Linked DNA regions of Homo sapiens: region 2 is linked to region 1. A link is a loop called in an ENCODE intact Hi-C map of the cell type or tissue named here. Cell type or tissue: dorsolateral prefrontal cortex. All regions are shown on one strand. Each heading gives the region's core, and the rest is flanking DNA. Links, peaks and the distances in the headings are about the cores only. Region 1 overlaps RASGEF1B (RasGEF domain family member 1B). Region 2 has its middle 60 kb from the start of RASGEF1B.

The links. A loop is a pair of places that touch in the nucleus more often than their neighbours do. Peaks named below come from ENCODE experiments on the same cell type or tissue, not always from the same donor. Only the 100,000 strongest peaks of a DNase experiment are listed, where the experiment ranks them.
Region 2: it touches region 1 in a loop (4-fold over the local background); 42 of 110 quality-filtered maps call a loop at or near these places.

What each region holds. Positions count from the first base shown.
Region 1 is chr4:81,457,998-81,462,397 of GRCh38, forward strand. It overlaps RASGEF1B (RasGEF domain family member 1B), which reads right to left. Exons shown (of 14, transcript NM_152545.3): 2 at 1,335-1,517. The coding sequence starts at 1,511. Among named protein-coding and RNA genes, the nearest start is that of RASGEF1B, 12 kb to the right of the region's middle. In dorsolateral prefrontal cortex, for the core only: no CTCF peak of the experiment used is centred there; a DNase peak (open chromatin) is centred at 2,346; H3K27ac peaks cover 4,000 bases.
Region 2 is chr4:81,409,848-81,414,247 of GRCh38, forward strand. No RefSeq gene overlaps it. Among named protein-coding and RNA genes, the nearest start is that of RASGEF1B, 60 kb to the right of the region's middle. In dorsolateral prefrontal cortex, for the core only: no CTCF peak of the experiment used is centred there; no DNase peak of the experiment used is centred there.

The DNA of each region.
Region 1 (4,400 bases), core at 281-4,280:
TGTGTGTCCAAATATTTTGTAACTCAGTGGAAACCAAATAAAAAATAACAACAAAAAAACCTACCTACCCAATGCACATAACACTCAACAATTCTCCACTGTGTCTAGCACATCACAGTAAAGTGTTTGTGTCAGAACATTCAAAGGCAGGCTTTCAAGTAACCTATTTATTTGTTTAAAGGCAAAGCAATTTAATAAAGCACAATATAACACTATATACTTTTCTTTAACCACATTGTCTCCTAAGAAGCCAATAATGAAGTAGTGCTTATTTGTTATAATAATTTCAGACTCCCAATGAAAAGAGAAATTCCATGGGATTTTTCTTTTTTCCTTAGGCGCCTTTACTAGCTCATAAACACAGGGCTGAACAAGGGATTCCTTTTACTTTTGACTACAAGTTTTCCCTGTGTGGCAACATATCTGAAAATGCCATGTAACAATACACAGAGAGATAACTCAGTAAGAAACACTATGGTGAATTACTGCGGCAAGCACCAACTATCCTTTGCACACCAAGGTTATCATTAAATTTATAAAGACAAATGAATGTAGTCTCTAGATATTTTCATGAGATCTTTATCAATAACCAGCTGCTCGGCAAATCTCCTACTACTAAGCTCAATTCCATAGAGGTAGCTGCAGCACAGGGAAGGGGGAAAAAGTCACTTGTCCCAGAAAGAAAACCTGTGTTTGACTGCTGATGCTGGGAGTGGGACCATCAGCAAATACTCAACACTCTGAATCGTTTTCTCCTCTCTTCCCTCTTGGAATTACTGTAAAGACTGAGAAAATATACAACAAATTCCCTAGATTAGAAAGTGCTAGCTATATAAATGTAGGTTACCAAGGTAAAACAAAGCAACCATGTCATCTGATGTCAAATCTATAAAGAATTACATCTTGAGCATAAATCTTGTTTTCTCTTCCATATACTTTCCTTGGTTACATTCACTTTTCTTAGCATAGTGATGGTCTTGGAAACAAAAAAGGCATTACATATTCTGGGAGCATCCAATGTTCTCTGACATTTCTATTTAAGGACTAAGCTATATGCATGAATCAACTCTACAGATACTTCATTTAGATGGTATCAGACCATCTACAATGTTGTAACTAACCTGAAAAGAAATTGATACACATAGTATACCAAAATCTGATCCTTATCCAGGCTCGATTTGATTTCAATGCACTTGATAATCAATATGCAATTTCTTGTTAGAAAAATTCTTAGCAACCTAGATATAATTCTGTATTATCTATGGTCCCTGCCTACTGTACTGCAATTTCTACTCATTGCCAAGGATGTGTTTCAGAGAAACATGAATACCTACATCTGGATAGTAATCCACATTAGGTACTAAGTGCTGGATGAGTGCTTCCAGGGATCCAGAGAGGAGGTTGTTGTCATGGTAATACAACCCTCCACAGCTGTCCTCTGCAGACTGATAGAGGTTTCGATTGTAACCACTGCTGTCAAACATTGCTGAAAAGGGAGGAGTCTGAGGCATACTTTCCTAAAAGGAATAAAAAAGAAGAAAAAATAATGTCAGCAATATGCAGTATGAAAATAAAGGTAAGCTTTAATAGGCACTAAGATTTAATAGTAACGAGAGAATAGGCAATTAAAATAGTAGTTCAGGTTCTGACACAGAATCAGAGCCCATCAGGAACCAAATTGCTCTCTGAGTACGACACGTATGCATGCTTTTGAGTACCACTCTCATTCAATCAAATATCATACAATGCTTAGACTGAGGGGCCCAACCTGGACTTAAACTCAAGTCTCTGGCTGTCATATTTAGATGTCACTCCTTCACATCAGATTGTGAAAGGGGCAAGGGAACTGAACTTCTATTGCTTTATCGCATGGAGTCAACAATTTTCCTAAGGTGGAAATGTGTACACCTTAAAATTTGGTTGGGAAAAGTTACCTAACACTGAAGAGCTATCTGAAGTACTGGAAGACAACCAAAATTGAAGCTGAAAACACTAAATTGCAAAGTAGGCCTAGAGTTGAAGTATACTCTGTGCATGTTTATATATGTATATGTGTACACACAAGATTTCATGTAGACTCTTCAGTTTTCACTGAAAGATCAGATGCTGTTGATTTTCTCCCCTTTGTGTTAAATTCTCCTGGGGCTGTGGGGTGGTATCTGTAAAGCCTCAGTTCTCAATAAACATGCAGGCTGAGAAGACACCTGATTTGGGAGCAAGGAGCACTGTGACAGTCCTGAGATAAGTTGCTCCTCTCCATCTGTGTACTTTGCAGTTCACAAAGGCCTTGTCAGAGGGTGCTCTGCAGAGGCCAGAGGCTATTAAGTTATTACTTGAATTCCTAGGGACGGCACCCGGCCCTGAGAACAGACTCCCAGTCTCTGGCACCACGTCTGCACAATGGAGGCATTGAAGAGCTGCAGAGACTGGGGGCTTCAGAAGGCAAACAATGAAGGGGAGCCATACTCCAAGCTACGGACTGACAGGGACAGGGTGTGTGGAGGCAGCAGAAGGACATAACCTGGACTAATCTTTCTTTTTAAGATGCCAAAAGATATTTGCATCTCAATGTGGGAGGGGTGTGGAGCCCTGTCTAAGTCACATCCATCACTCCTTGAGCATCTGTTCCAGCTACAGCTGATGGGTACACAGAGCATCACATCCTGTGCATGTGCCTCAGCAGGGGGCGGCCAGGGGTGGGGCATTAAGAGAAAACATCCATCATAAAAGCCAACCTGGCAGGTGAAAACAGAATTAGATAAAAGAAGCATCAAGAAAAATAAATGGGAGATAAAAACCAACTTCATTTCTGAGTACTTTGTCCCCTCCACAAACCAGTGTTGAGGGACAATTTAACGGGATCCATGAAAAAGCCACAAATGGGAAGAAGGTGATGACTGAGAACCACTCTATTCACAGAGATTTGTCACTACTAGGGTCACTGGCCCCATGTCTCTCCTTTAGGTAGCACATAGTCATAGCAGCCAAAGGGTCAGGCACTATGGGATATAACATTAACACAGATGGTCTGCACACACCCTTAGTTGGCAAGACCTCACATGTAGGAACTGCAGTTAAATAAATAAATTATTCAATGTTAACATTTTATAAGGCAATAGACAAGGTATGTTTCTTTCCTCCTCAAATTGCCAGGTTTCTATGAGTACTACTCCTGTGCAATATAATCGTTGCAAACTGGCCATCCTTGGCGGCAAGAATAAGAGCCAGTCTGTCCTTGCCCTGAGAAACTCATAGTGCCCTCAAACGAGGAGGCAGGGACGTGAGATGAGAGGCACCTAAAAGTTCCTTCAGATAACTGAGAGAGAACCCTTTGTCTGGATTTGGTTGCCTCTGGCTTTAAAAAGTTTTAGATGTTTATAACCACAGTGTCCTTCACATGCAGCATGAGGAGTGTCATGCCCTTGGAATTGGGATTTTTTTCTTTCAGGAACCACACATTTTCCTTCATTGGAGCACTTACTCATTGCTAGCGCAACCATTCTAACAAAGTGCTTTTGGGAGATGGTTGGCCAGGATTTGGGAATTCCAAAAAATCAGAAAATGATAAATATTCAAAGGAACCACAGAAATCACCTGGCCCAGTATCTGGAAAACATTTCATTTCACTTTCCTTTCACTTTCCAACTGCAATCAATTAAAGTGGTGGTCTAAAGGCCTGAGGATGAGCAAGGAAAATATGGAAGCTGTAGCTCAGTGGGAGAATGTAGGTTGTAAGTGATTAGCAATGACTGTCAGACAGTCATGGAAGGAGCCACAGCCCATGTGCCATCACAATCTAGTCCAATCTCCTCTTCTGAGACCCAAGGGGGTAAGGTGACCAGGCTAAGATGACCCAGCAATGAGGCACATCGCTGCACTCTTGCTGGATGGAACTCCCCTGCACCAAGTACTCTCCGGCCAGAGGCTAATTAGCAGTAAGCACCAACCCACAAAACGGTCATGGGTCACTCAGATTTTGTTTTCAAGGAATCAGCACCAAAAGCTACCAAGTATTTGCACTTCTTAATTATTTATTCCTGCAGAGTAGACAAGAGCTCAGATCTGGACAAAGATTCAGATTTAATGAAGTCCTAATTCTGGCACTTAATGGCTGTGAAATCTTCAAACCCTCAGCACCACCAGATATGTTTTCCATCTGTTATTTCCAATTTTGCTTATCCCTTCCAAAATAGTAACAAAACTACTTATCTTCTTTAGTGCAAGGTTCTTCTTAGAGCATTATGATTAGAGCAATGGCAAAAGGCTTGTGTATTGTTTTTTGGAACTATACCACTTGCAGTATTTCTCTGAAGAGGTGCAAAATATCAATACTTAGAAAACTCCCTCCAACAAGGCACTAAAAGAATATAATGCAAATAGTGACAGAAACCAAATTGAGG
Region 2 (4,400 bases), core at 324-4,323, 48 kb before region 1:
CACTTTAGGTCTTTAGCCTTTTTCTTCCTATTCACCCTATTATTCCAGTAAAATTGCACTTATCCCTCTAAGCACACATCATATTCCACGCCCTTGCTTGACTGATTCTTTTGCTGAAGACTTCTCTTTCTTTCTCCTCTTTCTTTCTTTCTCTTCTTTCTTTCTTCTTTCTCTCCTTCCTTCCTTCCTTGTTCTTTCCTTCCTTCCTTTTCTTTTCTTCTTTCTTTTCTCTTTTCTTTTCTTTTTCTTTCAAGACAGGGTTTCGCTTTCCACCCAGGCTGGAGACCAGTGGTGTAATCATAGCTCACTACCTCCTGGGCTCAGGAGATACCCCCACCTCAGCTTCCCGAGTAGCAGGGACCACAGTTGCATGCCACTACACCTGCCTAATTTTTGTATTTTTTTTTAAGAAACAGAGTCTTGCCATGTTGCCCAGGCTAATCTTCAGCTCCTGGCTCAAGCAATCATCCCACCTTAGCCTCTCAAAGTGCTGAGATTAGAGGCATGCACCACCGCACCCAGCCAAGACCCTCTTTTTCATGTCCCCAGTAAAGGACACTGATGGTGCTTTTACCAGATCTCTTTAAGCATATCATGTACGCATCCTCCAACTTCTTTATGCCTTGCTGCTAATGCCTCACATCCTAAAATCTACGACCTTTGGAGCATTGCTCTGGAGATGTCCTGCTCCACATATGCCTGGGCGTTTTGTATTCCAGCCCCCGTCCATCAGGGTAGCCCATAACCATGAACAGACTGGTATGGGAGTACAAAAGCTTGGCTCCTTTGCTTCAAAGTGAACAAACTCTGAGGTGTAAATTATGCTACAGGTTTCCCCATGGGATCAGGCTGAGTCTGGGACTTCATCTGAAATTGTACTCTGATATAGTTTGGGTCTGTGTCCCCACCGAAATCTCATGTCAAATTGTAATCCCCAATGTTGGAGGTGGGGCCTGGTGGGAAGTGACTGGCTCATGGGAGTGGATTTCCCTTGGGTGGTGTTCTTGTGACAGTTAGTGAGTTATCACAAGATCTGGTTATTTAAAAGTGTGTAGCAACTCCCCTCTCTCTCTTCCTCCTGCTCTAGCCATGTAAGATATGCCTGCTCCCCCTCTGCATTCTGCCATGATTGAAAGTTTCCTGAGGCCTCCCTAAGCCATGCTTCCTGTGTAGCCTGCGGTACTGTGAGCCAATTAAGTCTTTTTTCTTTATAAATTACCCAATTCCAGGTATTTCTTTATAGCAGTGTGAGAACAGACTAACACACCCTTACTTGGCTTCTTCACATCCTTATATGATATCCTTAACTATTTTACTAGTTTCTCCAGGGAGCATTTCTCTACCACTTATCCCCCTCAAAAATTCTTACCTATGCTTCTAAGTTATGCTTAATTATCACTTTTGTGAAATATCCCTGACCACCTAGGGAGAGAGAATTAATCACTCCTTCCTCTGTGCAACTACAGACTCTTACAGGAACGTCAATGATTGCATTTAAGCAGGTCAACATTTATAATTGAGCTGTCTCTCTTACTGGTCAGAGAGCACTTTGAAGGTAGGGGCACGGTTATGCAACTATCCACGGGAATATCTTCCGTAATCATTCGGGATGCAGGACATAATTGTTGATTAGAAAATATTTACATTGACTTGAAATCTGCTTCCTTGTAATTTTCACATGTTAGCCTCAATTCTTCCATTTTACACAGTAGAGTAAGCCTAAATAAGACAGTGATTAATTTTCCAACATCCATCCTTCAGACTTAACAACTCTGGATCCAGGAAGAGGCTCTCATATGGCTTTAATTCCTCCAATTCACCACCCTTATTACTGTCTTCTTTGTGCCTTGAGTTTGTCAATGTTCTCTTTAAAGCTTGCTATTCATAACTGAAAACAATAGGATGACAAAACAATAGGATTAAATAAAAGAGCTATGGTTTAGCAGCCTAGTTCACCTCTATTCTTCCTCAATCTGGATAAGGAGTTTTTGAGACTACGATGGTTCCTAAAAACACCTGTGTGGTGTCATACTCTCGGTCCACATGAAGAAACGGGTCAGTTCAAATCACTAGGTTTCTTTACATGAACTTTTGTAAGAAATGTTTTTTCCCGGCCAGGCACAGCGGTTCATGCCTGTAAGCCCAGCATTTTGGGAGGCTGAGACTGGCCAATCACCTGACATCAGGAGTTTGAGACCAGCCTGAACAACATAGTGCAACCCCATCTCTACAAAAAAATACAAAAATTAGCCAGGTGTGGTGGTGCACACCTGTAGTCCCAGCTACTCCAGAGGTTGAGGTGGGAGGATCACTTGAACCTGGGAGGCAGAGGCTAAAGTGAGCTAAGACCGTGCCACTGCACTCCAGCCTCGGTGACAGAGTGAGACTCTGTCTCAAACAAAAAAAAAAAAAGAAAGAAATGTTTTCACCCCCACTGAATTTACAATATTGAGTTTTGAACCTAAATGCAAAGTTTAACTTCAGTCTGCCAAGCTTTATCTGGTTTGATTTAATTCATTATTGCATCAAAATTTTTTTTGAATATTAATGCCACATCAGTTTTTTGGCCTCTCCAGTCTTCATCCTGGTGAATAATAGGAGTGAGAGCAAGACCAGGGCAGAGCCAGAACACTGCCACACCATTACAGACCTGTATTGAAGTGGGCACTGACTTATTAATCCACACTCTGTGGGAGCCATTGCTCAGCAAGCTCTGAATTCTCCTAACTGTGCTCTCATACAGTCTGAATTTGTTTGCCAATAGGATGATATAAATAATTATTTTTAAAATTGCCAAAATCAAGTTTTATTATGTCTTTGGACTCTTCCTAATCTAGAGGCAGACTTACATAGCAATTAAGGGGATAGCTTAAGAGTCTGGCAGATGGATTAATCTGAGTTCTGCCGCTTACCAGCTTTGTGAACTTAAGCTCATTTTAATATCCCTAAGCCACAGTTACTGTACTCTTTAAATAAGAATAATAGTTTCCATTTCACAGGATAGTTATAAGTAAATGAGGTTATTTATTATATATCAAGAGTTCAACAGAGAACCTAACATGTAATAGTAACATTTTCCCTTATTATTCCAAACTAATGGGAATGTTGGAAAGAGAGTAGCTGATTTAGAGGAAACCAGAGGCCTCGTGAAGAAGGAAACATATGAGCAGAGAGATGAAGAAGAGGGAATGAGCCACAAAGCTGCCTTGGACAGATGTTACAGGCCAAGGGAATGGCAAGGGCAAGGTCGAGCATATGCACGATCTAGCAAGGGGAGTGTGGCTACACCTGAATGATCACAAAGCAGGATCACAGGGGATGAGGCTGGAGAGGCAGCAGGGTTGGATCTTACAGAGTCTTGGGTTTCACTTGGAGGGAGATGAGAAACCATTATAGAAATATGAGTAATGGGATGAGTGACACAAGTGGACTTGTGTTCTGAACAGCTGTCCTAGCTGACATGTGACAACTAGACCATAAGGAAGGCGAGGCTTTAGAAGACTGTTGCAATAATCCAGCAGATGACAGTGTCTTGACATGGAAGTAGTGAGAAGTAGTCAGTTTCTAGATACATTTGAAGGTCTCCAGGATTATTGATGTGCAGTGAAAGAAAGAGAAATCAAGGATGAGACCATGTAATTTGTCCTAAGCAACCCAGAAGATTGAATTCGTGTTTACTGAGGTAGAAAGCCAGGAAGAGGCACAGACTTGGGAGGTGTATCAATCAGGATAAGTTAGGTTATGCTGTGGTAACAAACAACTTCTAAGTCTCAATGGCTTAACCCAAAAAAATCTCCTTCTCGCTCAGGACATTTCCATTGCCAGTTGGCAGGGGCCTCCATTCAGAGGATTCACTTAGGAACCTAAGGGGTCGGAGGCTTCACTTTGACACTGGTTGCCTTCACCACCACAGCAGCGAGGAGCATAGAGAATTGCACTCTGGTTCCCAAAGTGCCTGATGGGAAGTGAAGTTGCTTCCACTCATATTTCATCAAACAAAGCAATCACAAAGCAATGCCTAACTTCAAAGGGGATGGAAGGAAGCACAATCTACTGCATACCTGGACTTAAGAAAGTTGGAAATATTTGATGAATAGCAGCAGTGACTGCCACTGATGAGAAAACCAAGAGTTTTCTTTCTGTGTTTTGGACATGGCCATTCCCGTGGGGGTGTAGTGTACTAGTCTGAAGTTCAGGGAAGGACAAGGAGTGCATCCAGGCTTGTGGAACCTGGAGTGGATATAATCTGGGGGGAAGCTCCTTTAAGATAAGGAATGCCAGACCCTATACAAAATTAAATACAGAGACTTAGGAGAGCATATGCAAATGAAAAATAGAATAAAATACTTAGAAACATACCTAGCCAAGGAGGTAAAAGACCTATACAAAGAAAACTACAA